Linked DNA regions of Homo sapiens: region 2 is linked to region 1. Evidence: chromatin loops called from intact Hi-C (ENCODE). Cell type or tissue: CD14-positive monocyte. All regions are shown on one strand. Links, peaks and the distances in the headings refer to the core of each region. The heading gives the core; the rest is flanking DNA.

What was found. Hi-C counts contacts between places; a loop is a spot of excess contacts. Peaks named below come from ENCODE experiments on the same cell type or tissue, not always from the same donor. Only the 100,000 strongest peaks of a DNase experiment are listed, where the experiment ranks them.
Region 2: it touches region 1 in a loop (1.8-fold over the local background); 6 of 110 quality-filtered maps call a loop at or near these places.

Annotation. Positions count from the first base shown.
Region 1 is chr5:39,451,111-39,467,973 of GRCh38, reverse strand. No RefSeq gene overlaps it. Among named protein-coding and RNA genes, the nearest start is that of DAB2, 35 kb to the right of the region's middle. In CD14-positive monocyte, for the core only: no CTCF peak of the experiment used is centred there; a DNase peak (open chromatin) is centred at 6,783; H3K4me3 peaks cover 821 bases; H3K27ac peaks cover 885 bases.
Region 2 is chr5:39,402,511-39,419,373 of GRCh38, reverse strand. The region is part of intron 1 of DAB2 (DAB adaptor protein 2); the gene reads left to right. Among named protein-coding and RNA genes, the nearest start is that of DAB2, 14 kb to the left of the region's middle. RefSeq lists a cis regulatory region at 8,915 and an enhancer at 8,831-9,000. In CD14-positive monocyte, for the core only: no CTCF peak of the experiment used is centred there; a DNase peak (open chromatin) is centred at 8,123; H3K4me3 peaks cover 972 bases; H3K27ac peaks cover 1,022 bases.

The sequences.
Region 1 (16,863 bases), core at 3,290-11,289:
GATCCAAGGGACCAAGCTTAACTCTGAATAAGACCTTCTGAGTTTGTGTTGAGACAATCAAGAAAAGTGGTCTCATGACATGATATTGACCATTATCACCCAGTCACTCATTCTCCAAACTAAATTCCAAACAGTGTGAAAAATTAAATCTGCTCCCAAAGAAGAACAGATTTAATGGTGTTACCATTATGGTGATTATTCAAAAGAACATACTGCAGGTTATAAATGTAATGGGGAAAAAAAGGAATTTTTTCAAGTGGTTTCAGGCTGTGGCATCATCACTGAAATAAAGCCATCATCTTATAATGAGTATTTGAAGAGACTACCCCTGACTTTGGATCAATGACCTCCTACATACTTTTTTAAAATACAGGCCCATTGTTCTTCAATCACATCTCATATAAATGATGTGCTTTCAAGGCTTTCTTGGGCCCCCAGATTTTCATCTGATTTGGGGTCAAGAGGAATTAGGTTGAATTACTCCTGATTGCTTGTCTTGATGAGCCCACTTTATAGGAACATGGAGCAGCATGGTGGACAGAGCCTAAACTTTGGTGTCAGAATGACTGTGTTGGAGCCCTGGGTCTACCACCTCTGAGCTGTGTGCCCTACAGTAAGTTGCTTAACCTGTCTGAGCCTGAAACACCTGTTCTGAAAATAGGGATAATACGTAATATACAAGTACATTATAAAGGCCACATTATTTAGTAGATTCTCAATAAACAGAAGTGATGGTTTGGCCATCATCATTAATACATACTTGTACTATTGTTTCTGATGTGATTCTGGACAAATAATTCATTGAGTCTTTCTAGGCTTCCACTGCCCTAACTGTGATGAATGGAGCCTTATGACAATTTCTATGTTTCCTTCCAGTTCTGGGATTTTGTGAAGGAAATCACATCTGCCACCACCAATATAAACCACAAGCACAAGTTATGAATTTCTGCTGAACAGTAGTTCTACTTCTGCATTAATGGAAATTTCACAACTTACTTAAAGAAGACAGAGCAGCAAAGGCAGAGGGTTTCCTAGCTACATAATTCACCGAAATACACTCTTCAAGCTTGGTTCTGGGTGAAAACCCTTTTTTGGGGGGAAGGAAAAGAACATCATCTTTTTGAAACAGCTAAACAGCCCTTATGATTTCCATAGGACTTTACTTGTATTTGCTGATATAATATTCATGTTATTTTCAGTGAGTTTCTCACACAAGATTGTACATAGGTCATGGATGATAGGGGTAGGGAAGGAGAGACAAGCTTTGGAAAGAAAGAGGCCTTGATTTTATTCTCAGCTCTCCTACCTGCTGTGTGACCTTGAGCATCCATTGTCTTCTCATCAGGAATAATTATTTCTACCATTTAGGGGTGCTGTGTGTCAGCATTGCAGCAGGTCTGGAACAGAACAGGGGCTCAATGTCAACTATTTTCTTCTCTTCCTACTCCTCAGGAGCAAGGACTTCACTGTAGTCTTCTTGGCCAAGAGAGCTCCCAGCATTAGACATTCACAGAACAAGTGTTCAATAATTATTTTTTGAGTTGAGTGGGACACACGTTCTTCCAGGAATCAGCCAAGTTTCAGGGAAAACCGAAACAGTTCATTTTTTAGTAATAACCAAACCAATGACCTGCGGACATTTTATTCCACATCTAAAGTCAGGCTGATTTAAAAGCAACCCTTCCCAAAGTTTTCTGATGAGTGATCATGGAGAAGAGAGTCCCACTATCACATGTGCTTGAAAAATCTGGTGTTCTGAATATGCAGTATCCCCTCACACTTGAAGATTCACCGTGTCAAATAGCAAGTTAATGGGCTCTAAGAAAAAGTGCCACAGGAAAAAACTTGTTTTGCTGTGTTTAAGCCATTGTTTCCCAGTAGTATTTGACCTTGGAACCCTTTGAAGACAAAGTGAGGCATGCTATTTTCTTCAAGGAAGTGAGGGAAGGGAGAGGCAAGCATGTTTAGTATACTCAGATTTTTAAAGCTACTATAAAATCTGCTTCAGAACTTTAGTCACTCAGGGACTGAGAGCGATATTTAGATATGAATAAGAAACTCTGAATGAGGCTTAACAATAGAAAACTCAACATAATGAATAAGTGGACCAAACTCTGCAGGAAATAGTGTTCCAAGATACTTCAGGGCTCTTTCTCCAAGCAGGGATTATTTATTATCTGGAGAAATTATAGAGATGAATGAGCTAGCATTGACCAGTTAGCAACAAATAAATAGTTTAAAATAAATTATTTTAAAAATCCAATGTTTGTGACTGACACTGAGCTATGATTCCTAAAATGACAAGTTTAAGAGGAAAATAAACATTTTAAGATCTAATGAGTCTATATGTGGCAGATGAATTTTAATATGGACATTTAGGTCTAAATAGCTAAAATCCACTTACTCAATATGTATTTATTTTGTCTGCTAAATGAGAGCTATGGTGCTAGCTAGCTTCCAGAAACAAAACAGTGAGAAAGAAATCCTTGTTTTCATGGAGCTTAAAGTCTATATAAGAAACAAATATAAATATAATGTCATAAAAATTAGTGTCAAATTGGGCCTACAATAAGTTCTATGAAATGAGAGAGACTTGTGCTCTGATTTCCACTTTACATGATAAGATCAGGAACCACACATGCTTTGTTCACTGTTTTGTCTCCAGCCGTTGGCACAGACTCTGGTACAGAAAAGTAGCTCAATAGATATTTGTTGCATTATTTACATGAACGAATATATGAATGAATGGATGAGAGTGCACAATAGGGAGATCTAACAGAGAGTTGTCAGAGGATTCCTAAGTGAAGCAGATTTCTGAAGGATACTTATTTTATTTTATTTATTTATCTTTTTGAGGCAGGGTCTCACTTTCCTAGGCTGGAGTGCAGTGGTGCTATCACAGCTCATTGCCGCCTTGACCTACTGGGGCTCAGGTGATCCTCCCACCTCAGCCTCAGGAGTAGCTGGGACTACAGGCGCACACCACCAAGACCGGCTAATTTTTGTATTTTTTGTGGAGATGGTGTTTCACCATGTTGCCTAGGCTGGTCTCAAACTCCTGAGCTCAAGTGATCAGCCCACCTCTGCCTCCCAACGTGCTGGGATTACAGGCGTAAGCCACCATGCCCAGCCCTCTGAAGGATGCTTATTGAGTAAAGGGAGCATTCCAGCGCAAGGGAGAAGCACAGCCAACATGAGGAAAGGCAGGAAGGCCTGGGGATGGGGGTAGTTGCCACAAAGAGGGAATGGAGTCATCAGTGCAAGATAGGATTGGGATCTAAGGTAGGGGAGACAGGTCCTCTGAGATCACTTGAAGAGTCTTGTTTTTATCTTAAGGACAAAGGGAAACCTCTGAATACTTTAAGCCAGAGGGAAAGGTAGCATAATCAGAAAGAAGAGATAGCATAATCAGAAAAAGGAGAAAACGAAAATATAGGTGGAGTACATGGGAAGCTACTACAATAGGGTAGGTGAAAGATGACGAGGACTTGGAGAAATTTGGGCTGTGAAATCATCAACAGAAGGAAAGAGAGATGAAGGACAGAGAGATATCCAGAACAGCTCTTGAATTTCTGGTTTGCATAACTGGACAGATGGCGTCCTACCACTGAGTTAGGAAATAATGTGAGGCATGGATCGTTCAGGGACTCATAAATTCAGTGAGACATATCAAATGAATGGTGGTGAATGACTAGGGCTCAGCAAAGAGAATCAGAAACAATCTGTTTGTCGTCATTCTTTCTCAGTTCAGATATGGTAAGTGAGCATCTATTTTAGCCAAGGTAATCATTGCTCCCTAAGGACACTAGTGAGTGTGCGTTCCTGAATCAAAGGGGAAAAAAAAAGCCAATGCAATGCTGGACGTATGATAAATTGTTTTAGGAGTCACCATAACTCCCAAGAGCAAAGACAAACGGTGACTCTATCTGGAACAGTCTGTGGTCTTAGCATCATTTCTTAGCATCATTTTTTTTTTTTTTTTGAGACGAAGTGTCACTCTGTCACCAGGCTGGAGTGCAGTGGCACGATCTCTGCTCACTGCAACCTCCGCCTCCTGGGTTCAAGTGATTCTCCTGCCTCAGCCTCCCGAGTAACTGGGACTACAGGCATGTGCCACCATGCCCAGCTAATTTTTGTATTTTTAGGAGAGGTGAGGGTTTCACCATGTTGGCCAGGATGGTCTCGATCTCTTGACCTCGTGATCTGCCTGCCTCAACCTTGCGAAGTGCTGGGATTACAGGCGTGAGCCACTGTGCCCGGCCAGCATCATTTCTTTTAAAGAAACCCATAGAGAGCTGGGAAATGACCATAGAAATGCAATTGAAACAATACATTTTTGAGTGTTAAAGAAGGTTCCCTAAAAGTTTACTCAAAAAACTGAAAGCTGAGGAAAGAAGAGATAAAATCCAAAGAACCACCAAAGGTTTAATTATAAATTGGACAGTGACATTGCCCTGAAGTTTGGAGAGGTAAGTTCAGAACAAATGATGGGAGATACAGACTGGGCAGGAAGGGTGGCATTATAACCCGGTGGTTTAGAGAAGGGCTTCTCAAAGTTTAATGTGTGTATGAATCACCTGAGAAAACTGTTGAAATGCAGATTATGGTTCAGTAGGTCCTGGTGGGGCTTGAAACTCAGGGTCTCTAACAAGCTGCCAGGTGATGCTGATGCTGAGCATAGGGAGAGTTTAGACTAGCCTGACTTGAGGAGGCAGAGAGCACTAAACCCTGGTTCTACCACTTACTAACTGTACTCTTGACCTTGACTGAGACACTTAATCTCGTTAGGCGTCAATTTCCTCATCTCTCACAGGTTTGTGGTGAAGATTAATGGAGATAATTACAGGCATATAAGAAGTACTTGCTAAATGCTAACTGCTAGTGCTATTAATGTTATTGAAGCCATCATTCCAGGAGGTAGTCAAGATGAAAAGCACTAAGTTGGAGATTTTAGGTAATTTCACAGTGGATGGATCCACAAGTATTACAGTTTTTAAGATACATTGGAATGATTGAGGCTGAGATATATTCTTATGCTGTGTGATTATTGAGTTTAACCCATTAAGTAAACCATATATTTTATGTTCACCATGTCTCATTAGTCCATTCAACAGCTGCCTGCCTAAATGCCAATGCCAATAAAGCTGAATTGTAGCAATTTCTGGACACAGAGGACTTAAACTGACATAGGCATCACCTCCATGTGAGAAAATTCCTTTGGCGGACTATCATCAAAATGTGTTTAAACTCAAATAATTGTGTGCCTCTATAATAATAGGACATTTTCCTTCCAATGAAATGGCTTTTTGTCCAACGGTAGAAATATATAAATTACCCGGATTAAAAAGCATGTGGAGACAAGAGGATACACTCAATTCCTGTCACTGAACATGCAGTGGATTTAGAGGGAGCCCGGACTGTGATGTACAGTGTGCCCTACAGGTCTTTCTGGACCTAAGGGGAAAAAATGTCCTTCAAAAATAACGTAGTTATTGACGTCAGTAAGTCTGAAGTAAAACAATTACGTGCTTTCAAGTCATTTTGTTGCAAACAGCTATGCATTGAGAGTCAGCTGAACGTCTGACATTATCCTAGAAGTTGTGCAAAGGCAAAAAGTTTAAGAGTCAGTTCCTAGCCCCAAGAAATATACAAATGATTTGTCAGGCAATGTATGCACACATGAAACATGGCAATGTTCAGGGCAGCATGTGATTGACTGCCAAAGTGTCTCGAGCAGGAAGTACCAAGGGAGGATGGAGATGGTAATAATCAGGGTTGGGTGGAGAATATCTGAGGAAACTGCACTTGATTTGGGCCTTGAAGAGTAATTGACTGGATTTAGATTTATCTAGAAAGGTCGTTCCCAGCAGAAGCAACAAGAACAACAAGCTTGGAGGTAAGAAGGGACATGGCATGATTTTGTGTCTGCAGAAAGTAATATAAAATTGGAAAATAATGTTCTTTCAGTATCGTAGGGCAGGAACATGGGGAGATTTTGACAATCAATTGAGGAGACTGGAACAGGAGAGGATAATGTATTAGAAGATTATGTATGCAAATATATGTATTTGTATATGTACATGTGTATTTATCAGCTGAGAAATATGGCATTAGATGATTATATATATATATATATATACACATATATATGCATACATATATATATTTGCAGCAGGTAGCACCTAAATTTTATAAACATTAAAGAACTTTGAAGTCAGAGTATGTGTTCACCCTATTCTTTTATCCAAAAACTCATATTTATCAAAACATAGCAGGATTCTTTTGACTAGGAACTTTCAGACGATGATGAAAGGGTTTTACTAACAATAATTCCATCCACACTCTCAAATAAGAATTGTATGCAATTTATCTTTCTAGTTATAAACAATGATTTACAAGAAACCATCAGTGTGTTCTACTAAGCAACTAGTCATAACACTTTATCTGTGTGGCTACGACCTATGGAAACAGATCTGATCCTGTCTGGTGCTCTTCTAATGTGGGCAGGATGATTGACATACTATGATGCCTAGTTGGGCTGGAATGTCCATATCTTACTTCAGGGTCCTTATTTCTAAGTCTAGGTCACTGCTCATGCCACTACTAGCTCAAAGCCTCACTTTTATAGATTGAGTTCTTCATAAAGTTCTGCTTCCCTCCAGTAGCCCCCTCAAATGCTGACCATAGCTTTACTGTGTCTATATGTGCCTTCTCCCTGGCAGCTGCGTTTCCTCTGAGAGAACAGCGGTCTTCTGTCTGCTGTGGCAAGCAAGTCACTTCTTCTTGTAGTGAGAACTGAAACCAGAACCATCATGTGCCACTTCCTGGACACCTCCTATTAAATATTAAAGTCCTCTCACCACAGAAGCCGGAGTTTAGTGGTTAGGGGCACAGGTTCTTAGATATGAACATCAGTTGCAACCTACCAACTGCATGCTCTTGGACAATTTACATTTCTGTGTATCAGCTTTCCTTTTTCTTTAGAATGAGATATTAATAGTAGCAACCCAGAATTGTCATGAAGCCTAACTAAGTTTTTATATATAAAGAGAGTTAGAAGAGGGCTTGGAATGTAACAATAACTCAATAAATATTGGCCTATTATGATTATTGTTTAATCTCTTTATGTACTAATATCATGTACATTACACATGTACATCAATAACTAGCTAATTAAAAGTCTCCAAAATAGATTCTAACATTTAGATTTTTATTATTATCATTTGACTAGTTATTTGAATATTTCTGTCCATATTTACTTATATGCATCTGTATGAAAGGCAATATCAACATGAAAGAGTACTGTTATCACGTAGGCTTAACCCTTCTAACTATGTGGGGAAAAAAATCTTGCTAAGAATTAGGAAACTACAGAAGTCTTTTAGCAACCCATGCAATTGACAAACTTGAAGGTTCAAAGTGGAATAAAATCTGATATTCTTAACTACTTTTGTGGCTATGTTCTTGCAAAACTTCTAAATTTATAAAAGGTGTCCATCAGTTAGTTGAGAAGTCTCTCAACCTGTACTCCAGGAAGAACTGAAACAATGTAAAGCCATGTAATTCTTATAGATGATCTTGTTATAAAGACAGAACTTTCGTATATGAAAAAACTAAAGGGCAACACAAAATTGAGCATATTATGGGAGGTCAGGAAGGAGTGAGCTCAATAGGCTTAAATTGTAGTGTGAAGGATGTGGCATAAATATCAGGAAACATTTATGAACAGTAAATGCTATTAAAATGGGGTCATTACAATCTTCTTCCCCAAGAGCTCTCAGCAAATGTGGATTTACATGTAATCCTGCTTTAGCTTGATAATTCATTGCATACCTTGGAGGCAAAGGGAGTGGATTTGATTATCTTGTTAAGGATCCTTTGGTCCTCTGGTGTTATAATCCTGAGAGAAACCTCTTGGTATTCCTCAATCTCATGTTTCTCAATGAAAAACAAGAGAATGGTATGTTAAACTGCATCTACAGCTCTGAGATCTTTATGCTAACTGTGTTATAAACAGCATGAACTCAATGAACTTATTACTACTAAGGGAAGTTGATGACTTGAAGGAAAATGAGAAATTCTGAAATTTAATGTTTAATTTTTTATTAATTTTAAATTCTTAATTTAAATCTTTAGGAATTAAATCTTTTCTAGCATTCCTTGATTTTGGAAACATTTACTTGTGACCAAAAGCATTCTACAATTTTTAAAAAACATGTTATCCTGTTTCAGTAAAGTTATTCTTAAAGATGAATGTTGACTAAGGAAGCAAAAACACAATTGTGAGACTGAATCAGGTATTTATTTTAAAAGTATTACAGTCATCTCTTCAGAAAAAAAATATAGCAGTAGGCACTTCTCCCCATCCCAACCCCATGATCCAACCTAACTTCTAAGGTCCCCATAAGAAATGTGTTACTATTGATCTCATGAATAACCCAGCTTGTATTTCTAGTTACAATGTACACAAACATGGAAGGGATTATTAAATGAATACTTTATACATCTTTTCTGATGTGATTTTATAGATAAAAAATTTCTCCCATTGTATTCATTTGACAATTATTTATTGAGCACATAAAATATGCCAGGTGCTGTGTTGGACATGACCTTGAGACAAAGATAAAAAATAAACAAACAAGAAACTATGCAGTGATGATGTATGCTGTGATGTAAATGGAATGATGGGATAAGATGTGTTTGAGCAAGAAGGGCTACTAAGTTGGGCAATATTCCCATCCTTGGCCTGATTCCATTCCAACTAATTTCTCTCCCATGTCTTGCTCTGCTCTGTACTGTGGTGGGGCTGACCCCCGCAGGCATTTCGCTGTCTCCTGTGTTAGCTGATTTAAGGCTGGATTTAATAAAGGAACCACTGATACGAGAATGGAGTACTGGTAGAAGGGAAAAGCTAGAGTACTTCTGCCCTCTCTCTCTGCCTTAGACGGCATCTTCAGCAGGGCTGCATACACCCCCTGGCTCTCACCAGATGTGTTTGATGTAATTCTAGCTTCTGCTGTGGTCCCTGAACTCCAGTAAACTCACCTCCACTTTTTGTCCCTCTGGACTAGGATTGGTAGTGACTTTCTGCTTTTATTAATCTCTTGGTTGTTTTACCACCCCCTGTTTGGCTTCTTAGCTCTTCAACCATGTTGATAACCAATACTATGTATTATATTTCCTGTGTTTTAAACACTTAAGCATTATTGCATTTTCCTGGGTGGACCCTGACTGAGACAAGGAATCAAGAAAGGGTTAGCTGAGGAAGTGAAATGTAAAATAAGAACTAGAGAATGAAAAGAATCCAGACATGCGAGTCTCAAGAAGGAGGATAGTCCCAGCTGATGAAAGTGAAATTCATAAAGGAAGAATAAACCTGAACTCTTCAAGGAGCATAAGGCAAGCCAGTGTGGCTGTGTCACCATATGAGAAGGGGAGAATAGTTAGAGCCGAATAGGAGAATAATTAGAGTGGTAGATGGTATAGGATCACATAGATTCCTATTCCAAGCATGAGGGAAATGGATGTACTTTGATTTGGATTATTTATTTATTTATTTATTTATTTATTTATTTATTTTTGAGACAGAGTCTTGCTCTGTCACCAGGCCGGAGTGCAGTGGCACAATCTTGGCTCACTGCAACCTCTGTCCTGGGTTCAAGCAATTCTTCTGCCTCAGCCTCCCGAGTAGCTGGGACTACAGGTGCACGCCACCACACCCAGCTAATTGTTGTATTTTTAGTAGAGGCAGGGTTTTACCACTTTGGCCAGGATGGTCTCGATCTCTTGACTTCCTGATCCACCCTCCTCTGCATCCCAAAGTGCTGGGATTACGCACATGAGCCACTGTGCCGGGCCATGATTTTGATTTTTTTTTTTTTTTAACAATTAATCTGGCTTCTTTCTGGATAATGGGTTAAATGTTAGGAGAGAAGATAGTTCAGGGTAGTAACAAGGAGATGGAGAAAAGTGAACTGATTCACAAAGAATTTTGTAGATAGAATTGGCCCAACTTACCCAGTGGTGTCAATGTCAAGGATGAAAGAGAAGAACTAAGGATGAATCCTAAATTTTCATCTGAACAACCAAGTGGATGATGACATCAACTGAGAGGGAAGAATGAAGAGGCAGCAGGTTGATGGGAAAGAAGAGCCCTGTTTTGGACCTGTTAGGTTGAAACGCCTCTCAGACCTCCTGGTAGAGATATATAAGAGGTAGCGTGTATATGAGTCTGGAGTTCAGAGGAGAGGTTAGAGCTAGAGATATAAATTTAGGAATTGCTGGCATATAAGTGGTTTTTAGACCTGTGGCTTAGATAACATTGCCTATGAAGAGAGTCAAATTTGAAACAATTCATTATAAGCCATCAGTTATTCTCCCACACACAGGGTTTTGAAGGGGGAAAAGTCATTAGACATACCACATTTTTTTAAAAAATAGACTTTTAAAAGAAGAAGTAGAAGCATTGTGGGGCATGTGTGTTTGCTGAAAAATAGTCTGAGAACCCAAAGGCTAATGCTACACAATTTATTTGATTAATGTAGACAGCTTTTCATATAATTTAGGATGTATGACAGATTGCCTGAATGGTTTTCGCCATTTACATGGTCTAAGTGAAACAGATGCTAATTAGAAACTCTTTTCCTTAGGAGACATAAATTTTCCAGGAAATCAGTCATATTTGACACACTGTCTGAAATGAATATACAAATATCAATTGACCTTGAATATTACAAAGTTTTAACAACTTGTCTTCCATTTACTATGTCCCTACCCGGACAAGAACTGATCATTACTCTGTAATAACCTCACAGGTATTCTGAGTGTAGACATTGAGAAATCTTCAGCTTCTTACTGTCTTTGACATTCCATGTTCAGAAAGTTGGCTGAGCATGACATTGACTTTATGCAGTTCATGTTCTCCTGTAGTCCTGCTGCCATGGTTCTGCTGGGATGGTGCTCAGCTTCTCTCATCTGGACCACCTTCTTCCTTCTGGACAACCCTTTCTCCAATGCCATCCTCTTCAAGTGTGTCCTCACTGCCATCCCAAAAGCATCTTGTCTTAATATCCAGAAACCCCTAAAATGGCTTTCTAATTAAAACCTAATTTCATTTTCTGTATCTCTTATCCTCCAACAGAGCATCCTGCACTGCCTTACTCAAAATATCAACCTCCTGCACATCTCCAAAACATCATGAGCTGCTTGTGTGGGTAGGATTCCATAGGATTCAGCATAAAGTATGTTCAGCATGGTTTGTTCAAACCATGTTTTTAAACATTCAGTGAATAAAACGTTTAACCCCTGAATAAAGACTAAAGTATATCTTAAGGATATAGAATTATAAGAGAGGCTTTATTGCAAATCAAGTATTTTATCAAGTATAGGGAGAGGGAAAGTAAACCAAATGAGTTAGTCTGTGTTTATTAGCTGCTTTCCCCTTATTGTCAAAAAAGGGGGGGTGCACCTCAGGGTTGGAAGATGACTTTAGCAAAGTAGAGAAGAGGATTTATTTCCTCTACTTTTCTGATCGTGCAAAAAAAGAAAAAAAAAAAGTAAAGCTCAGTAAGCATAGAGAAGAAATAAATACAAGCCTTCCCAAAGATCATAAGGCAACTTTATTTCTGAAAAAGAAATGTCAGTTTTGAGAACTGGAAAAGAGCAGGAAAAAGCCAACAAGAGATCTCAAACCAAGCATCAGATAAAACCAAGGACATATTTACAACATCCATAGAGTGCACTGGATGCTCACCAGGTAAGAAGAAATAAGAGCTTTCTAGTTGGACAAAAAGGAAAATTAAGTGTAACATGATGGGGGAAAAAAAGATAAATTATTCTAATCATTTACTTGACACCAGAGTTTCTCTTAATGATACAAGCTACCTTTGTTTAGGAAAATAACTTGAAAAATTGTTTTGGGTGGAAAAAATGAGACCCTCTCCTAAAACGTGGTGTGTAATATGGCATTTTTTTTTTTTAAAGATTAGGTAAGCTGTTCTTCAAAAAAAAAGCTGAAAGTTCTTCAGTGACGAGGGTAAGGGGGAAGAGAAAAGAGAGAAGGAAGTGAGAGAAGGAAGGAGGGAGCTAGGAAATACAGCAGGTGGCAGAGCCTGTAGAAGCAGGTTCCATGAGAAAGTCCCAGGGGTGCGGTCGCCGGCGGTCATTTGTGAGCAGAGGGGTCAATGCTCAATTTAAAGTTGTCTCTAGTGCTGTGATAAGAATCCCCTGCATTGCTAGAAACCTTCAGTAAAGTCGGCTACACATGTGCCAACATTTCCAGAAAATACCAAGGTAACTGGCTTTATTCAAGCTTAGAATGACCTGGAGCAAGTAGAAACGAGGAACTGGGGGAGATGAGACAGAAGAGAAAACAAGTATTCCTGCAGTCCCTTTCCCCCATCCAATCTCTGGATTTATTGGGGGAAACAATAAGAATGTGGGATAAGGGACAAAACGCTTCTTATTTAAATCTAAAGAGAGGATGACTTCCCTCCCACTCTCATGTTCATTTGGATTACATAAGCACTGATTAATAGTTAAATTCATCAGGAGAAATTATTTAATTTTGAATGCAGCTATTTTCATGTCTGGTATTCTATTATATGTATGTTTATAGCTTGCAAAAACAGTACTTTATAATTATCTTTAGTGAAGCCTGTATTTTTTTTATTAAGGAGTCACAACCTGTGTCAGAAATAAAAACTAAAGCATTGATGGTATTGTGGGCTAAATTTTCTGGGACTGGACAATCAACATATTAAAAGGAGCTGCCTGTTGCTGGTAGCAGAGGATTTTAGTCATAGTACTTAGGAGGTAATAATTAGTAACTCCTAACTATTTCTAGTTTCATGAAACCCTGAGAATCTTATTAAACTCTGGGTCTTGGCCGGGCGTGGTGGCTCACGCCTGTAATCCCAGCACTTTGGGAGGCAGAGGTGGGCGGATCACGAGGTCAGGAGATGGAGACCATCCTGGCTAACATGGTGAAACCCCGTCTCTACTAAAAATACAAAAAAAATTAGCCAGGCGTGGTGGCAGGGGCCTGTAGTCCCAGCTACTAGGGAGGCTGAGGCCGGAGAATGGCATGAGCTGGGAGGCAGAGCTTGCAGTGAGCCGAGATCGCGCCACTGCACTCCAGCCTGGGCTAGAGGGAGAGTCTGTCTCAAAAACAAAAAACAAAAAACAAACAAACAAACAAAAAAACTGTGAGTCTTCTATCGGATCAGAAAATACACATATTCACTTAAATGAAAACTTCTCCATAAAATTTCCGGGACTTTCTTTACTTTCTGTACTAAGAATCCCAGCTGCATTGCATGTGCTTTTAAAAACTTGATATAGTTTGGGAAACGTAGCAATCTGCCATTCCTGCCCATAAACCGTGCTACCAATTTTATGTTGTTCTTAACAGTTAACTCTTAAAATGCTACCTTGTTTATATGAAGTCATAGGCTGATTTTTTAAAAAGAAAGAAAGAAAGCCTGCTCTTAAAATCCTTTTGTTGTAGCTTCTAGATACTTGTTTAAACATCTCTGTTCATGCAATACTGCAAAGCAGTATTGATTGAATTCTGACTTGTGGTTTAGAAAATTCAGAATTTATCCGCACCCTTGGTCTGAGAATGGTATAACAATATATAAACTATTCTTACATGGATTCTAAGATTTGGGGTCCCTACCACTCACACAGTTCTACTACTATTTATGGAATCTGGATCACATAATTTAGCCTTTCTGGGTCCTACCTTATTTATGCAATAAGAATGTACAACAATTAATTTTAATAGTTCTTTCAGCAATAATATGTTATGTGCCATAATATAAAATAACATTAGAATAAGTAAATATTCCTCTTTCTGATGATAAATTTCTGAAGGCAGGGGCTGTCTGTCCCTATTGCCTCAGAGCTTCCTATTTTTGAAATGTATATATGCTAAAATATACTTTAGTGACTTACTCATTATGTCAAAAAGGTGTTCAAATCTACTCCTTTTCAAATACTGTATATTCTTTGATCACAATGTCACACTATGGAAAAGTAGATTAGATGGAATATACTGGTAGAAGATGACTCTATTTCCATCCAGATATATTTCTTACCTTCCCTGTATGATGAAGTGACTTCAGATTGTTTCCCTGTAAGTCTGGGAATGATGGTGAGTCAGGAGGGTATGGTACCAAGCTTGCCAGAAACTGAGCTGTCAGACCCCCAAAATATGTCATCTTCAGTCCTATGAAATGTGAAGTTGAATCCTAAGTGCTTTTACATAGATGTTGTAACCTTTACTAGGTGATATAACCTGTCCTCTATTGATGGGCCTTTAGATTATTTCCAATCTTTTTAATACAATCAAGGCTGCAGTGGGCACTCTTGAATAAATGCCTTCATAAATACATTTAAATCTGTGTGTATAATACGTATCTGACCTTCAGTTGGTGGCCATATGATCAAGATGTATGAGGCTTTTAATCAACTCACAAGTGACTATCCAAAGGTATTTGGGATACATATAAATTACAACCAAGGCCAAGCCATTCTTCTTGCCAGCCAAATGTCCTTTGAAGTTGTGACTGAAAAGAAAAAGCCATGAGAAAATATTCAGTTCCAATTCATATTATTTTAGTATCTGTAAGAATTAAGTATGGCAGCTGATTTAGGGAATGCAGGATTCCATCAAGTTTTACAGCCTTTGGAGGTAGATGGGTAAGACAATCTCTGTCCTAAAAGAAAAGTTAAACCTGTCAGACGATCAGCCTGGAAGGGAGACACAGAGCTATTCCAAGCACCATGGACTTTAGCTTCCCAGAGTAAGAGGACGAAAGGACCACTGTTTTAAGTTCTTAAGTAGGGCTCAGTATGCTTTGTCAGAATTCAATGAATGTCTTGACTTAAATCTTTAAATGTTATACAACCACAACCTCCAGCAGGGTGATTAGGCAACTCTAAAAATGATGGAGATGACATAATTCCTTTAGTAGCTAAACATTAACCCTAGAAAAATTTAGAATTAAGTACAGGAATGCCTAAAAGAATTAAAACAATCTTATTGATGCTTTTGGTCAGTGCTATGTTCATATTTGGTAATTACAAAATATTAGTAATGTTTAAGAGAATTTGGCATATTAAAATGAGAGATGAGCTCCATAATTACAATTTAAGATGCATAATGAACTAATTGATATAGACTTGTGATTTAAACGCAGATACAACAATGTCTATAAAAGCTTTGAAATATGAAAGAGGATTATGCTTCACTGTGTTTATGTGCTTTCCTTTAAGATATTTAAAAGTATTAAGTACTTTGGGAAAGTTTTTCATTTAGACAACTGACACACTTCAAAAGATTGTTGAATATATTAAATTTACAAAATTAGTTTTTAAATGTATGAAGGAATTTACTTAATAAGTGCATAAATATTATTACACACATTCAAAGTTCTCCTAAATGTGGTTACTAAAATTCTTTAGATTTACAAATAGAATAATAAGATCAGGAAGCTGCATTTAAAAATTGTGAGAAGCCGGTGAAACTGCGTCTCTACTAAAAACACAAAAAATTAGCTGGGCGTGGTGGTAGGCTCCTGTTTGTTGTCTCAGCTGCTCAGGAGGCTGAGGCAGAAGAATCACTCGAACCCGGGAGGCGGAGCTTGCAGTGAGCCGATATTGCACCACTGCACTCCAGCCTGGGCGACAGAGCAAGACTCCGTCTCAAAAAAAAAAAAAAAAAAAATGTTGTGAGAAGCAGTTTTTGGATTTTTAACTTTAATAAATTGATTGCTAAATTTTTAAGCAAAAGTGAGCCTTTGAATAGTCTGTTTTGTATACAAAAGTCACTTTGAGAACAAAAATATTCACATTTAATAACTGACACTTGCACTATCCTCCTCATATCAACTCAATAGGACTAAGAAATACATTTTTAAAATAAGCTCCTACATATAAATAAGAGCAATCTATTAGAAAAATTGGCTACTTTGTATAAAAATAAAATAGAAATAACCAAACAATATGAAGTTATATTTCACTCATAGTTTAGAAAATTATAAAAATCAAAAGTATTATCCCACACAGTGTCAGCCAATGAGAGTGCAAAGATGCAGGCTCATATGAAGATAAGAATGCAAAATATATATGCAAGTTTTAAAATGCATATATTCTTGAACTTGATACTTCCACTTCTGGAAATTTATCATATTTGTATCATATGCACATATTTGAATGTGTTCACGAAGGCACTTATCCAAGAATGTCCACTGCAGCACTGTTTATATGAAAAAAAGAAAGAAACTGGAAACAGTCTAAATGACTATATCCATAGAGGATGGGTTAGAAAGAAAACTATTAAATCCATGCAATGGCTTACTACACAACCATTAGAAAGAACAAAGTAGTTCATTGTGTTATGACATAAAAAAGCTTCTACTACGTTCATTGAAAAAGTAATAATAAAGCCAAGTACAGAGCAGTTTTATGACATAATTCCAAAGTACACTGGAAAGAAAATAAATAATGTATGTGTGTGTGTGTGTGTGTGCATGCATATGCATAGAACATTTCTGGAAGAATATAAATACACAGATGACTCCTAAAGGTGGCTAACTGTAAGGAAGGTATATTAGTTTGCTGGGGCAAACTAATAACAAAAGATGACAAACTGGCTGGCTTAAAACAACAGAAATTTATCCCCTCAGAGTACTGGAATCTAGAAGTGAGAAATGAAGTTATTGGCCAGCTTGGGTTCTTCCGAGGTCTGGGAGGGAGAATCTGCCCCATGCCTCTCTTCTAACTTCCGGGAATAGCTGGCAGTTCTTGGTGCTCCTTGGCTTGTAGATGCATCGCTCCTATCTCTTCCTCTACCTTACA
Region 2 (16,863 bases), core at 5,108-13,107, 50 kb after region 1:
TGATTTGCACCTTGGCGTTTATCTGAATACTTAGCAATTACCTACTATGTGAAGTCTGATGCTAGGTTAGCAATGGAAAATCTCCCAGTGAGCAGAAATCAAAACAAAAGTCTTCCTCATGTGTGGCAAAGGACATAGGATAGAGAGTTAAACAGACTTACATGTGAATGGCAGTGCTACCATTTCTTGGGCATGCTATTCAATGTCTCTGGCCCTTAGTTGTCTCACTTACCTTGCAAAAACAGTCCTAAGAATGCCTGATGTCAAACAGAGATCACATCTCAAACTGAAAAATACAAGGGTGTGATGTACAAGTATATAATTGGAACTCTGATTTTGAAAAGCCAACATAGATTCATGGTTAAGAGCTTGGGTTCTAAGCTGCAAATGACTGTGCCCACAGCCTAGCTTTGCCATGTAAGACAAGCTATATAAGGCCTGAGCTTCATTTCTCCATCAGGAAAATGAGTTGCCTCGATTTTAAAATTAAAAACTCTTCAGAACTCCTGCGGCTGCTTCTGAAATTTACCTGTCCTAGAAATGCAATTCTCAATGCAATAACTAAGCTGATATTTTTTAAATGGTCTTGTTCTCATTGTTTTTGAGTATCAGGCAAGCTAAATTCTAGAGATGCACACATTCAGGCTGAAAATTAGAAGACTGTCTTTCCTATATATCTTTAAACTATTAAATGTGAATAATCAAGGAGGAGAATGTGGCAATGCTTCATAAATCAGTAGAGGCACACAAATACTAACTTTAAGGTACCACTTAAACCTCATCTGAGCAGGGCAGTTAAGTCCTCTTAAGGTCTATAGTTAATCCATACCCAAAGAACTGGAAAGTGAATAACTTCATCCCTAATTGTGTCCATATTGAACACAGCTGCCCTCTCGGTTCTAAATATTGCATCCAAATGATCTCACTTATTTTTTTATATTTTAAGTGTCCTATTAGGGGGCCAAGACCTGGTCTAGTTTTCTGTAATATGTAATACAGATGCTAACGTGCTTTTTGTTACCATTTAGTGCAACAGAAATAAACCAAATGTGTTTGAACATATGTCAGAGGGCTGACATAATCATATGAAGAATGCTATACCAGTTTGGCTTTGGGACGAAATGTGAATCTACTAGGGCAACATACAACTGCCCTCTGAGTCAGAAGATCAGAAGTTGCTGTGGCTACACATAGTAGGTGCTCAAATATCCATCCTTTAAAGGGAAGGGTCAGCTGTGCTTTAGTTATATCAGCATTAGGTTTTGTTGTTGTTGTTACTTGATTTTGTTTTGTGTTGCTCCCTGCCCCCTTTACCTCTAAAATTAAGCGACTTAAATGCAATTCATTTTTGAAGTAGAAAAAACAAGTATGTAGCTGATAGAACAGGCTTTTCCATCAATTGTTGGTTGCTAGTAAGGAGGGTCAATATTGATTTCTGCCTGGGCTAAGGTTCAACTATAGCTGAGGCTTTTCAGAGAGCATACATGTACTAGAATTGAAATGATAGACAGTTATATTTAATGTCCACGCTGTCTTCTAAAGGATAGCTTGATGCAGAAATGCTTGCTTAACTGCCTGAAAACCTGTTCTTTGTGATTTCTGATTTGTCTAACTGGTCTGAAGTTCCCAATGACTAAAAGTTGATAGTAATTGAAAGTTGGGTGCAAATATTTACCTTAGAGGGACACATATATGACAAGAGCTGCCTATAAGATAGTTAGAGAAAATAGTAACTACTCAACTAACATATGATTTTATTGTAGTTAAGTGGTACAGAGTGTTGTGTGGATCCAGAGGGAGAAAAAGGCCATTGGTGTTAATGGATTTGGCTTTTAAAGGAACAATGGAAGTCAAATAAGCAAAGGTAAGAAGAGAAAATGCATTTTAGGCAGCAGCGCATATGCAAATCATGCAGTTGGATGAACTTAGGATATGCCTAAAGAACTCTGACTGGTCAGTTTGGCCAAGAAACAGTACAGGTGGCATAGGGCTGAGAAGTGTCTGAGTTTGAAAAGTAGGGATGAATTATACTGAGCCATGGATGTCAGGATAAGAATTTTGATTTTTTTTTTTTATTTTTATACTTTAGATTCTGGGGTACATGTGGAGAACATGCAGTTTTGTTACATAGGTATACATGTGCCATGGTGGTTTGCTGCATCCATCAACCCATCACCTACATTAGGTATTTCTCCTAATGCTATCCCTCCCCTTACCCCCCAACCAGGCGCCGGTGTGTGATGTTCCCCTCCCTGTGTTGATGTGTTCTCATTATTCAACTCCCACTTACAAATGAGAATATGCGGTGTTTGCCAAGCAGATCCGTCATTAAAGCAGGAAAACCAAATGCTGATTGGGATAACTTAACCTGGCTCTATTGGCAGAATGTGTTTGAGTGGAGATTGCTTAGTAGTTGAAGAAAAGCCTATATTTCTTCAAAAATCATCAAAGTAGAGAAAAGGGTTGCTTAACCTAAGATTAAGGTGCAAAAAGAAATATTTATTACCCCTAATGTTTTAAGCGCACTGCTCATTAACAGACTGTGTCGAGCCTAGAAAAGTAGGGCAAATAATTTTCGGATCCCAAAAGCTTTATTGAATTGAGAGAAGAGCTCTACATGAATCAGAGGGCAATGATAGGTCATGGCAAATGTGAGGAAATGGCTGGTAAGAGGCCGGTAAAGACTTCCCTGAGACCACACATCTTGAGTGGCCTTGGAATGAAGGTTTTCACGAAATTCAAGAAGGTGAAGGCAGTACATATTACAGGCTAGCAGACCACATAAGAAGGTCTGGTGTGTCTATGTGTCTGTTTAGGGGAAACAGAAGACAACGGCCTCTTCAGAGAGCAGGTGGCCATGTATATGTATAGTCCACAGCCTGATTAGAAGGGCTTTGAATCTCAGCTTGAATGTGAATGGAGGAATTGAACACCGATACCTGATTAATTCAAAATCAGGAAAGCTAGGAGGCCAGTAAACACTCCTACAAAAATTTAGCCATAAAGGGAGATCAGTTACAACCAGAGTCTCTTACACCTTAGATTCTCACTGAAGCCCTTTGGAGAAAATGGAAGAAAGAGCTCATCCCATAAAGAGTTGTTTGTTTGTTTGTTTTTCACTTCAAGTGTTTTAAATATATTAAGGAGTACTTATGCTATGTGTGTAGAAAAGATCAACAAACACCATAATATAAGTCCGCTAATCATGAGGGACATGTATGATACAACGTGGTATAGCTTTTTAGGGAGGAGGAACTCAGGGTGGCGGTGAGGCAAGGTTGAGGAAAAATGCTGGAACTAAGTAAAAAAAAAAATATGATGGGGAGGGAGGAGAGGTGTGAAAATAAAGGGTAATTATGAAAAGTAGACTTTCAGAGGTTTGACTCATTCATTAAACATGAACAGTTTAGGATAAAATCTTAGCTTCATTCTAAGCTGCAGACAGTACTGTTGTGGATCTTTTAGGTATATCTGCATACGAAGTACATTCTGTAATGCTGTTCCCACTTAGTGTATAGTGATGCAAATGTTCAGTTTTCTGCACAAGAACTCTTTCATAGAAACAGTGGGCACAACCATGTTCTGTGTTAGGATCTGGACTCTTACACTTCATGCGGCCAACATTTGTGGAGGGCTCACTACTTGTATTGATCATGAAGTCCATTTCCTTGAAGACTGACATTGACCAAGTGCTGCCTGGTAGCCCCTTGATAATGCTCTTGTGACTTGGTAGTGCTCTTTAAATAACTAAAGCAAGCTGTAGGGACCCTTGGTTACATTTTCATAAGATTGTTTCACTGAAATCTGAGGTTCAATGTTTGGCCTGATCTGAAAGTGACACGTTGTATTCTTAGAAAATCTGGTAATTAAAAGTGCCACAGAACATGTCTGGTTCTAGAATACAGAAGTTCCCTGAATTGCTTGTACTTCTTAAGTGAATGCCAGACTGAATGCCAAATGAGCATAGTGTTTCCTTCTGGTGTTTATGAAGATAGTGTTGATTCAGAACTTTGGATCTTATGATAACTCTGAAGGAAACATCACTGAAATTCTTCAATACCCTCAGGTATAACAGAATTGCTTCCTTCTGTTACTGCCATACAGATGGTCCTTCAGATTGTAACGTGGTTATAGGAGACTCATAAATATTAAATGTAAATATCCCCTCAATTTGTGTCATAATTTAAAAATTGTTGAAGAGGGTTATTAACCCTTCAGACAACATTTGCATCTTTCCATAATTGATATCAATACAGCAATTTATATATAATTCCTTGATGTAATACTACTTTTTCTTCCTTTTATGAAGTATTATTAACAGCAATGAAGCTTTCTACCCTAATCAGAAACAATTCCTCCAAAACACATAGCATCAGTTATAACTGTGACCTGCTTGTTCTTTCTCCCCTACCTAACCTCTAAGCCCCTTTAGAGTAGAGACCATGTCTATTTTGTCACTCTATACATAGGATAATGCAGTGCTTGGCAAATAGTAGGTGTTTAATAAACAATAACCAGATGGCCAGGTGAGTGAGTAACTCAAGCCACTTTCATTTACAACATCAATTGCAATTTATTATAGAGTGAGCAAAATGGAAAACTTTAGCTTGCCTTATCATCTGTTGGTATAAGTAAAACAATTCTGACCACCCCCCCCCCTTTTTTTAACTTTAAGGTTATTTATAATGAGCAATATCCATATGTTCTTCTAGTTTATATCTGCTCAGGGCCTGAGGAAGGCAGACAAGCTGTTACTGAAATTCTCCAGATGGTGTGGTCTTTCCAAGTTGCTAGTTTAACTTCTACCAATGGAGTATTCATCATTGCTCATATATCTGTCTGACCTGATGGATGTAATCACCTGGCTAATAAGAATTGTGGTGAATAGATTTCAGCCTGATACTTTATCCACAAACAACTTCTTATTCTCCTTCTGTTTCTCCTTTTAAAAGTGTCCACCAAATTGTTTATAAAATTACTAATAAAATTTGAGAAAATAGGTAAGACCTTTGGCTTAGCACTGGATAATTAAGGCTATTGCTTTGACTTAACACAATTTCTGCCCAAATCAAAGAATCTTGTTTTGTTTTGTTTCTTATTTCCCTGTGCAGCTGTATTGTGAATTAAGATATCCATTAGGCTCTTTAAAATGCTAAAATTAGGTCACAAACTCATTACTGTCTGCACAGACCCCAGCATTTCCAAGAACCCCAGGCTGGAAACCAACTATAGGCCATCCACTGACCAACTTTGAAAATCCTAGCATAAGAGTTTTTTGACTTCTACTTATCATTTGACTGAAAACTTACTGTTGAATTTTTCATATGTCAGGAGCTTTCCCCAACAACTCTGCCTAGCTATCATTTAATGATGCCTAAGATGAAAGTGTTGACAGCTGACTATGGGCACTGTTCTATGTGATTTCAGATATGCTTATGTTCTATGTGTGGTTTCCCTTCACTTTTGAGTTTAATTGAAAGTGACTGAACCCTAGAGCATCTTCATGATTCTGTCTTTAGCCCAAGTTAGACTGTAGACTTATGCCTACATTTTAAGCTTTGCTGTCTACCAAATTAGCACATCTTTAAGGAATTTAATTTTTAAAATACAGAAAGCGCATCGCCCCAATATCACTTATTCTAAATGTATAAGAAGCAGAAATCTGTCTTTTCCTTTCCTACTGCCCTTCTTAATGAGCATTTTCTTGGCACTGGTCTTTCCAGACTTTCAACAGTTTTATGGAAAAACATATATAAATTGGGAAAAATCATGTTAATACATTCTGCTTCATACAAGAGGCTATAAATGCAGGACTATCTTAGTAAATAGCTGCCATTTACAAAAGATGCTCTTTTTTTGTTTTAAAGGAGCTCACATTTCAAAATGTCATTCCACTTCATATACATTTCTATAAAGCAGACATTAGGGGGGCCCTTTTGTATGATGAAATCGATCTTAGAATGTAGGGTGTAAGACATAATGGCCTTTGACTTTTTAAAAAGCCACCTTTAAGACATTATATTTATTTGAAGTTTGAGGGTCACTAAGCATCAGAGCTTGGCAAGATGGGATAACCTTGAATCTAATGTTTGAGATTGTTAGTCCTTAACCTTTCAATTAAAAGCCTTTGTTTCCAGAAGATTAGCCAAATATTTGAAAGAAACCGGCAATGTTGAATCACTCCAAAGGGCAAGTCTGTGCAACTGTCATACTGCAGAGCTCTCTGACTCTTTGATGCCATGTCCCTGTACTCGGATTTGTCACCACCCCAACCTCCACACCATCACTCAAAACCTGAAAGTCCTCCCAGTCCCATCTAGACAAAACAGAGTGCTATCGCCCACCCTAATCCAGTTTGACCCACCTTTTAACTTTTCCCCTGGTATAACCCAGCACAGGCCCTATATTATAGCCAAGCAGACATGAATATCTTTTACGCATTGCTATTAGTTCCTCTTTCCTGAAAGTACTTTCTGGCTATGCACGTTGCCCCAGTCTTTGAAGAACTAAATTAATTATCTCTTTTGTTGTAAAGCAAAGACATTAAAGCATATGTATTAGGCTGGTGTGACTTGCAGGTTGTTGCTTCACTCCTGTGCTTCAGCCTCCTCTCCTGTCAAATAGGGATGATACTGTCCAGGATTAAATGATAATGTCTTAGCATCACATCTGGTATACAATAAACATTAGGTAAATTTAACTTTTAAAAATCTAATATTCTGTGTTTCTAAGGAACATGTCCAGGACATTCTCAGTCCTGGATTCCCAAATCTATTTTCCTCTACTCTCCTTTCTCCCCAGAGCATTTTTCATCTTCTGAAAGTCTATACTCCACTTATGTTTTGCTCCCTGTTAGATAGTAAACCATATAAGGGAACAAATCTTTATTTTGCTCACTGGTATATCCCAAGCTCTAGAAGAATGCCTGGCACTTAGTAGGGATGCAGTTTTGATTACATGAATTAACTTGCTGGTAAAGATCACTGGAATTCAGGGGCAAACTTGGTTTCTAGTCTCTAAATTGCAATGGCTTTAAGTTGGGATCAATCACCAGACCCCCATGTGCTCTAAACAACAACAACAAAAAAGGCTGTCAGTGTCTGCAGGCTTTTCAAGTTTTGTCATAATCATGGTTTCACAGCAAAATCTAGGGTAGCTAGTGGCCTACCATTTGCGTCATCTCTCTGGCCATGCACAATATAAGGGAAATGACATACTCTTAAGAGTCAAAGACATTTGTTTTTTTCCCCCTTAAGGGAATGTTTTGGACCCAGGTGCAAATATAAAATAGCATTTAGGGTAGGAAACCGCCCCAGCTCTGAGAGCGAATGACAGACTCGGAGAAGGGAACTTTATTCACATCTCACCTCTGATAATTAACTCTAAAAGTAGAACTTTGCTTATTTTGGAGGTACTATGCAAACTTGGTAGTGTTGTTTCTCTCACTGTTTTCCTTGATGGAACTAATTGTTCATATGCTTCTGTAGTATGTTAATTAAGGAACACATTGCTAGTTAAAAAAACACTGCAACTGTAAATATTTTTCTGATTTCACATTTTGCTTTACTAAAAGGCTCCTGTGGAGAATGGAAGGGCTTGGTCATTACTTTTGGAGGATTTGTCTTAACTTCCTTGTCTGCAATATTGAGTCTTTTTAATAAAGATTGGATTAGGAACTTAATAGTGGCTTTCAAAGAAGACTTGTCTTTGCACAGGGCTATAGCGTTCAGCTAAGGAAACAAATGATCGAATTGCATTCTCTGATGCTAAAAATGCCTACATAGGAGGACTAGAAAATAGCACATGTTACCATGGAGTGGATCCTCCAAGGCTTCAAGGACCAAATCAAGTTACTTTTATTTAATGACCATAGTAAGAAGCATACAGAGAGGCTACAAATGGAGCCCCTATCTAATCACTTGTGTCCATCCCACATTTCCCTTAAGTATTGAAATGGCAATTGCTAATAGGTACAGAGTTTTGCAGCAGGTCATTAGTGGTTCAGAGAACAGAGGAGACTGCTCTGAAAGAAAATAAAAGCTAATGAAACATCTTGCTTAAGTATTATGTTTTTTATGAACCAAGGAAACTTCCTTTATTATGACTCATTGATGTTGACATTCCCGGGTAGACTAACCAGAAACCTTTTTTTAGTTCAATATAAATATGAGTATTTCATAAAGGGCCAAGAGGTCTCAGCTGACACTCAGCTAAGTGTCATTTGATAAAGAACCATTCCTATTAGTTCACCTCATGCTAGAACTATAAACCAGAGTGGTACCCCCATGATTAGTTAACTTAAAGACTGGTGTGCATTCAACAGGCCTGGAGAAAGAAGAACCCTTATCCCATCTGCTTACTCTGGGAAAGTCTCCCAGTGTTAAGTCAGATTTTTTAACCAACCTTTTGCCTAAAGTCAAACCTGGACCATTAATGTGATATGTGTGACACTGAGGGCTAGGCAGGTATGTAAATGATAAATTTTAGTGAAAAGGAAAAATACTCAATACAATTTCTAGCCAATACTCTGCAAACTAGAAAACAATATAATTCATAGTTTTTTTTTTAAGCAGGTTAGACAATACAGTAATCTCAACATTAACATAAACCAAACTCATTTAACATGGAAGGAGTAAAGAGCTGGCCAGTACTAGATGCACTGTAAAATTATCTACAGCTGGAGATGATTTTGAATAACACATATTAAAAGATACACACATAGATCTAATAAATGAGTCTTTACAGCTTAGAAAACCAGAAAAACTCAATTGTCCTAGTATATAAATTTTTCATGTCAAATAAGTTAAGCCCTTAGGGAAGTAGCAGTTTATTTGGTACCCTATGATTTAATGATTTGTTTAATTAATGCATTGCCTTTTAAAATATCCCAACAGAGTTGTTTATCAGGCTAGTAGTATAAGGTTTATAAGAAACAACATCTTGCATGGGCTATTACTTCATATTAATATAAAGTTAAGATACTAATTACTTCAATCTTACAGATTATGTCCAGATCAAAAGTAAAAAGAATATGATGTTGCCTTTGGGAAAGAAAACTAGATTTTTCTACGATCCTCAAAATTTGTTAATACCAAAATGGTTAATACCATCTCAAGAGCTTATCTTAAAAAATGTAAATGGAGTAGTCAAGACTTGAGCCTTTGAAACTGTTAGCTGATGACATAACCAGGTAGCTTTTCTAGGATATCTTGTTTTTATGCAACTCATACAAAGTTTATTTTTTCCCCTTCCCCAGCCCTGGATTAATTAGAGATGACTAAAATAGATGACCAAAGAAAACAATCCAGTGGAGTGTACATATTAGAAAATCTTCAAAGTCCCTCTATAAATCCTAGAATAAACTTTCTGAAATCTGTACAGATTAAGGTGAAACTTGAGATCTGTCCTTGTGTTCTTGGAGTATTACAACCAAGAAAGAAGATGTGTGAGCTATTTAATATATATTCCTTCCTAAGAAGTCTTAGTTCTCCGAAACACTATCATTCACTTTAATCTTATCTGTAGAGGTCATCTAAATGACTTGTGAAAAGTGGTATAGAAATTGAATTCCTGAGGTCTTCTCTGGATTAGGAACAATGTTTAATGGTTGGGGTCACCAAGGGGTGGTTCTTTTCTGAAATCTCTACTAGACACAAGGTTCCTTGAATTATGCTTCCAAACTTGCTGAGTGTGCTTCCTGATCCCAAAGATAGATGTCTAGCCATGTTTGTGAAAGGGTAGACCAGTCAATGGTGATTACTTACATGATACTAACAGGTGTGATTTTAGGTATGTAAACTTGGATTTATATAAAGAATTCATGAAACAAAACCTGTCTCACTTACAGACTTTATAAGCAAAATTCTGATATTAAGTCGGTGTTTTATTGTATTAATAAGTGAACCTTTCTATGCTCATCTATTTCTGCAGTTACTGAACTGTATACAGATATTTCAATACATTAGAACACTTTGTTGTTCAATGTAAATGCTCCAATTGTGCAACAACTAATCTGTTTACTTCAGTATAAAGTAGAATACTGTCATTTGGAATTTTTACATCCCTCAGTTTAAAAGTGCATTTATTTATTCCCACAAAACATATTTGTTCCAATACTATTTCCCAACAGATGAGAGAATAATGACAGATGTGAACTTTAGCTCAAGAATACTTGTGCATTTCTGCCAATTTTGTTCATCTTGTACTCAATCTGCAGCAGCTTTTTAGAGTTTTTTTTTTTTTAATAATCATAAGCACAATTTCAAGCAGGTAGGCTAACTATTGGGAGGCCTTCTTTTGGATCTGGAATTCGACTCATGTGGTATTATTATATGATCACAAAAAGCAAGACACCAATTTGACAGATTCACCTCTCTCCCTTGTATACAAAAAACGAAAATTACCCAGGGGTTTCTTATCCATTAACCTATCTAATTTGTCCAGTAACCAAGAAATAAGCAAATAAGGAATATATTCTTACTCGTAGAAGAACTCTCCTGGACTTTTAGGAAGCACAGTCTGATGTTGTATATTCTAGGAAACAAACTGCCAAGATTCTGACCTTCAGCCTGCTTGAACACTGGTATCAAGAGGAGAGATGGCTGGTTGTCAGGCTGCTGGTTCTCTGCAAACCTGAAATTTGACAAATAAATATCAAGTCACTTTTTGTTTTTAAATGACTCCTTTTTCCTTCATCTAATTTGAAAGCAACCATGTCTTGTCTAAAGGAAATTAACTAAATCATGAAGAACCATTTTTTAAATGATAATATTTTGAGCACACCAGATGACAGTAAATAGTAAGCAGTTTCAAATCAAAACAAACATAGCTATTCATAGCCACTGGGATTAGCAAGGCCACCAATATTCCTGGAGATGAAGCCTAACTGCCATGTTGGTTGTGGATGTCTTCCCCAACTCGAATAGATCATATCAGATGTGGAAATGTGACCCAGCGGCAAGTCTCTCATGGAAGGTTAATGCCAACTCTATGGGTAGGTTGAATATCAAAACAAAGGACATGCCACCTAGAACCTAGAGACAACATATTCGAATTAGATTAGTTAAACTGATCTTGTTTTGAGTCTGCATAACTGTAAGAAGTGTTTTCATGGTTTTGCTCTCTATACAGAAATGCAACAAAAAATACGTTCCACCTGTCTGTATACAATCACTATGTACACCCTAGTTTGCTCTGTGCTGATTTACAAGGCAGCTGGATTCTTCTTCCTTCAAACTCTTTAAACAGTGTGTCCTTGAAACATGAGTTGCAAGAAAGGGTACAGCAACACTCAAGCAATGGCTTTGAGGATTATATAAATATGGGGCTTTTCCTGGAAAGGGAAACCACATTGGGATTTTATATAATTTAGCCAGGCTATTAAAGAAGAAACCAAATATCAGGCAGTATTTCTTGCACTGGTTTTCGGAAGAGGAGAAGTTTAAGATTACCTGCTTGTTTTAAAGTGCCCTGGTGTGGTATATATCATAAAATAATTCTACTAGTGTACGTAGCCCTTCATTTATAGCTTAATGTTTATAGCACAGATGCTTCTAAATTACATGCTTTTTAAAAACTCTTCTAACATCCGCATAGAGTTTCAAGCTGACTACTGTCATGGCACTTGAATAGAAAGTGGGAAGTATTCAATAATTAGGATTTATATGCATATGCGTCATAGGTGAAGTCACAGAGGGACGTGGATGAAGAAATGATTGTATCCTGAAGTCCACGAGTGAGGTATGCTGCACATCTATGTTGACTTAATTCAGGATTATTTCATACGGGGATGAGAATGCACAACCTAATGTTGTATATTCTAGGAACAAACTGCCAAGATTATTTGTATCATTCATTTTAAAACTAGCATGGTGGGCCGGGCATGGTGGCTCACGCCTGTAATCCCAGCACTTTGGGAGGCTGAGGCAGGAGTTTGAGACCAGCCTGGCCAAAATGGTGAAACCCTGTCTCTACTAAAAATACAAAAATTAGCCAGGCAGTGTGGCAAGCACCTGTAGTCCCGACTTCTCAGGAGGCTGAGGCAGGAAAATCGCTTGAACCTGGGAGGCGGAGGTTGCAGTGAGCTGAGATCGCGCCTCTGCACTCCAGCGTGGGCAACAGAGCGAGACTCCGTCACAAACAGAACAAACAAACAAAAAACCTAGCATGGAAATAGGAAGAGGAGTTATTTTTGGTAGAAATATCTAACCTAGCTTAGAAAGGACAGACATGAAAACAGTAAAACATTTGCTGGGTCAGTTTGGGTCAGTATATGATGAGGGAGGATTGTAGTAAAAGCTATGAATGGTGTGAGTGCGTTGCCTCTGAGTCTTAACTTTTTGACTACCTTTTCCTGCCAGGATCAAGCATAATACATTGTATATTTAGATGCCAAATTTAAAGTAAAACTCATGCATTTACTGTGTTTTGTATCAGTTCCAGAGTGCTTCTCTTCAAGTCACTGCCCCAAAGACACTGCAATAGAAAAATTCTAGAGGTTTCTATGTCAGTAGTAGTTTTTTTTAATATTAAAACTCTAATATTTTTCATGTAAGTTGTTCGTTCTTTAGAAAATTGTATGCCCTTGGATTTAGGATGGGAGGGAAGCAGAATGAAATATAATATCCTACTTTACCATCTAATGATACAAAATAAAGTTCTTCTAAATTCAAATTTTAAAACGGGTTTATTCTATTGACCCATTCCAGTTGCCTATGAACACTTTAGCTTTCTAAAATCTTCTTCCAAAAGTGCTTTCTTGGTATATGTTCTGATTAATATCACTTCAAAACTAGAAATACCAAGCCTTCCTGGTCTTGGGGTCTCCTATGAGGGTCCCTTCCTGCTGTTGTCACCATGGTGTGAAGTCTTCAGCCTCATCACAGTCACCTAGTGCAAGTGACTGGGCTACCACCAAAACCTGGTGGGTTTTAGCCACTGAAGAAAGTGCTCTGGTGAGCGGGGCAGGTTTGGCCATCTCTGGTCCTGCAGTAGTGTCTCCAGGTATGGGAAGTGCTCAGTAGAGTTCCGCCATGTCCCTACAGGCCCTCTGGTCACACGGCTCTTTCAGTGTGATAATGCATGCCACCCACCAGCCACTGCACCAAGGCATGCCCATGCTGCCCGAGTCTGCTTGGCTGGGTCAGATTGGACACCTAATGCTTGTGCCAGGTCTTTAGTTAAGACTGCCTACCTTCCTGTTATGGGAATTCTTCCCTTGGGCCCTCTCCACTGTGTCAGACCACTTCAGCCCATTGATCATTTCCCAGAAGTGCCTCAGCTTACTCTATAGACTTGTTCACCAGCTTCCCAGATACCTTTGAGCTTTAAAGCCTAAAGTATATGGGAAAGAGTAGCCTTTGCCAAACTCTTCCAACCCCATAATAAAGCCATATTATCCTTTTTCCCAGAACAATGGTTTCATAATAGCTTTTCCTCAGAAGTAATGGGAATCACTCATGGCTTCTTCCATAGGTGACTTGATATTTCTCTAAGTAGAAAGAGAAGCAGCTAGTGAGGTGGTTCGAGATGACATTTAATATCACAACTCTGGGCTCAAGGTTGTAGTCATTACCTTGCCAATCTCTCTTCCCTACATCACTTCCCAGGGACAAGTACAAAATGGAGAACAGCACATAAGGAAAGACATACCATATAAGGAAAGAATTATGCATGGGCATAGGTGCCTAGCAACCTCCAAATACAGAGCTCTGCAAAAGCTACGTTGCAGCATGCTATGCGCTAGACTGTAATTCCCCATTGTCTTTTCCTTGTCAAGTTGTGCCCACAACATTGTCCTACCCAGCTTGCTTGAGATATATGAAACTCACGTACCAAATGGTCCCTGATGTAAAGCAGGTCATAGCCCAAATGATTCAGTGCCAGCAATGTAAGGCAATGACAGAAATGTGATTTTTAACCTCTGTAGTTTCCCTGAAGTTTCAATGTCACTTCCTTTCCTTTGTAGAAGTGAGTTAAAGGAGAAAGTTGGATTCCTGTTCTGTGTAGTCTAAGCCAGAGGAGGTTATACTTGAGAACTGGGGTGGAATATGTTTCTTCTCCCACATTAAAGCTGAAATGGGTGTATACTCTCTAATGCCAATTAATTCAACCTCAAGCCTCATATGTCCATATTCACAAAAATTCCACGTGATCAAAAGACCAAAAGGACATTCTGACACTGCTCTCTTTCTTAGAAGCTGAATAAGTGTAAAGAGGGATTCTAGAATCAATTGTCTCTGCATGTCTGTGTTCATACAAGCATATTAACTTACACCCAGCTTTGCCGAGAGGCCAGAACATGTTCTCACTGTGAAGACTACACTTTCTATTTTTTCCAACTTTAGTGCAGTTAAGTGTTCAAACTAATAGCCCTTGTGCTGAAACAACAAAGCAAAAATACAATTGCAAAATTGATCATAACCTTAATACTTCTGTTCAGCTTGTGAACACTTTCAGACACTTGCCGTGAATTGGGTGGCACTGCCCCGTCTAAAGGCCAAGTGCAGTGGCTCATGCCTGTAATCCCAGCACTTTGGGAGGCCGAGGCGGGTGGATTGCCTAAGGCCAGGAGTTCGAGACCAGCCTGGCCAACATAGTGAGACCCTGTCTCTACTAAAAACGCAAAAATTAGCTGGGCCTAGTGGTGGGCACCTGTAGTCCCAGCTACTTGGGAGGTTGAGGCAGGGGAATCGCTTGAACCCGGGAGGTGGAGGTTGCAGTGAGCTGAGATCATGCCACTGCACTCCATCCTGGGAGACAGAGCAAGACTCTGTCTCAAAAAAAAAACCCAAAAACCAAAATCCAAAAACAAAGAATGTGCCCTTATTTGGATGCATAAAGCTTCTTTGAAGTTTAAACTCTTCTAAACGTTCTTTATAGAGGGGACTGTTTCTTTCTTTTTTTTTTTTTTTTAGATAATAATACATGCATTTATTTTTTATTTATTTATTTTTTTAATTTTACTTTTTCTTTTTTTTTATTATACTTTAAGTTTTAGGGTACATGTGCACAATGTGCAGGTTAGTTACGTATGTATACATGTGCCATGTTGGTGTGCCGCACCCATCAACTCGTCATTTAACATTAGGTATATCTCCTAATGCTATCCCTCCCCCCTCCCCCCACCCCACAACAGACCCTGGTGTGTGATGTTCCCCTTCCTGTGTCCATGTGCTCTCATTGTTCAATTCGCACCTATGAGTGAGAACATTGACTCAGCAATCCCATTACTGGGTATATACCCAAAGGATTATAAATCATGCTGCTATAAAGACACATGCACACGTATGTTTATTGTGGCACTATTCACAATAGCAGAGACTTGGAACCAAGCCAAATGTCCAACAATGATAGACTGGATTAAGAAAATGTGGCACATACACCATGGAATACTATGCAGCCATAAAAAATGATGAGTTAATGTCCTTTGTACGGACATGGATGAAGCTAGCAACCATCATTCTCAGCAAACTATCGCAAGGAGAGGACTGTTTCTTATGCTCCAATAAGAGACATTCTTAATAACAAGTTATTAAAAAAAACAAAATGGGTAGAGGTGGGTACAAAATTAGGATGGGTTATAATGAGTCCAGAGTATTGAAAGTTGCCAATTCAAGAGCTTAGACTTCCTATCATGCTCAAAAAAAAAAAAAAAAATTCCAAAAAAACTAAAACTAAAAGGCCAAACACTGAATAGTAGAGAATGTACCGAAATAAATTTAAATGCTTTGATCTGCAAGTCTCAGACCTAGGCAAAGCAGCCAAATCAATATTAATGAGACAGTTTGACCAAGTAACTCCTGCTACCTAGGCAAAAAGGAATCTAGTGACAATGTATAATGAGACCATGTAAGATCCTTTTTCTATTTTGATTCAGAAAACATCTATAAAATACCATGTTCAAATTACCCTGCTAAGCTATCTTCTTGTTCTTTTGCTTGGTATATCTGCTAAATGGAAGGCATTCTTGGTTCAGTCCCCATGTAATGGGCTTTGTACATCCTGTTTTTAAAAAATGGTTTTTAAAAACAAACACAGGTAATCTCTAGGAATAAGGCATTACAGTCTCATGCTAGATCTTTCCTGGTGCCAGCTTTGTCCCCTCCAGCTATTTCACAATTAGACAAGTCAAACTCTCTTTCTTGCCCTCAGTTTTCTAATCATTATAATAAAATGATGTGGCCAAATTATTCTCTATTTTTCTTCCAGCTCAAGTCTAACCCACTTGGTATTTCTTTAAGCAGATAAAGCGTTGTTAAAGTAAACCATCGCACCTCACATAGGTCAGTATATTGAAATGATTTAGGAATCTTTAAAATATATTGATACCTGGGTCTCTATGCCCAGAGACTGTGATCTAATTTATCTGGGAATGCCATGAATATCAATGTTTTAAGAATTCCACAGTAAAATTTTCCCAGATGATGTGAAGCAGAGCTTCTAAACTGTCCGTGATAATGACGTAGGCATGAATTTTAACTCAGGATTCATTGGAACAGGCATCTCTGGGTAACTTAGAGTAGATTTTGTTCCCAGAGTCTGTTTCTATCAGAACCCAACTTTTGTAGGCTCAGAAGGCAGAGCTGAGCAGGAGGTGGCTCTTACACTGGCAAACCATCTCACTTTTCCACCTGGGCTTTACTAGTTAAAATACTAGGCTGGGTGCAGTGGGTCAAGCCTGTAATTACAACATTTTGAGAGGCCAAGGCAGATGGATCACCTGAGGTCAGGAGTTCAAGATCAGCCTGGACAACATGGTGAAACCCTGTCTCTACTAAAAATACAAAAAATTGGCCAGGTGTGGTGGCTGATGCCTGTAATCTCAGCTGTTTGGGAGGGTGAGGCAGGAGAATCACTTGAACC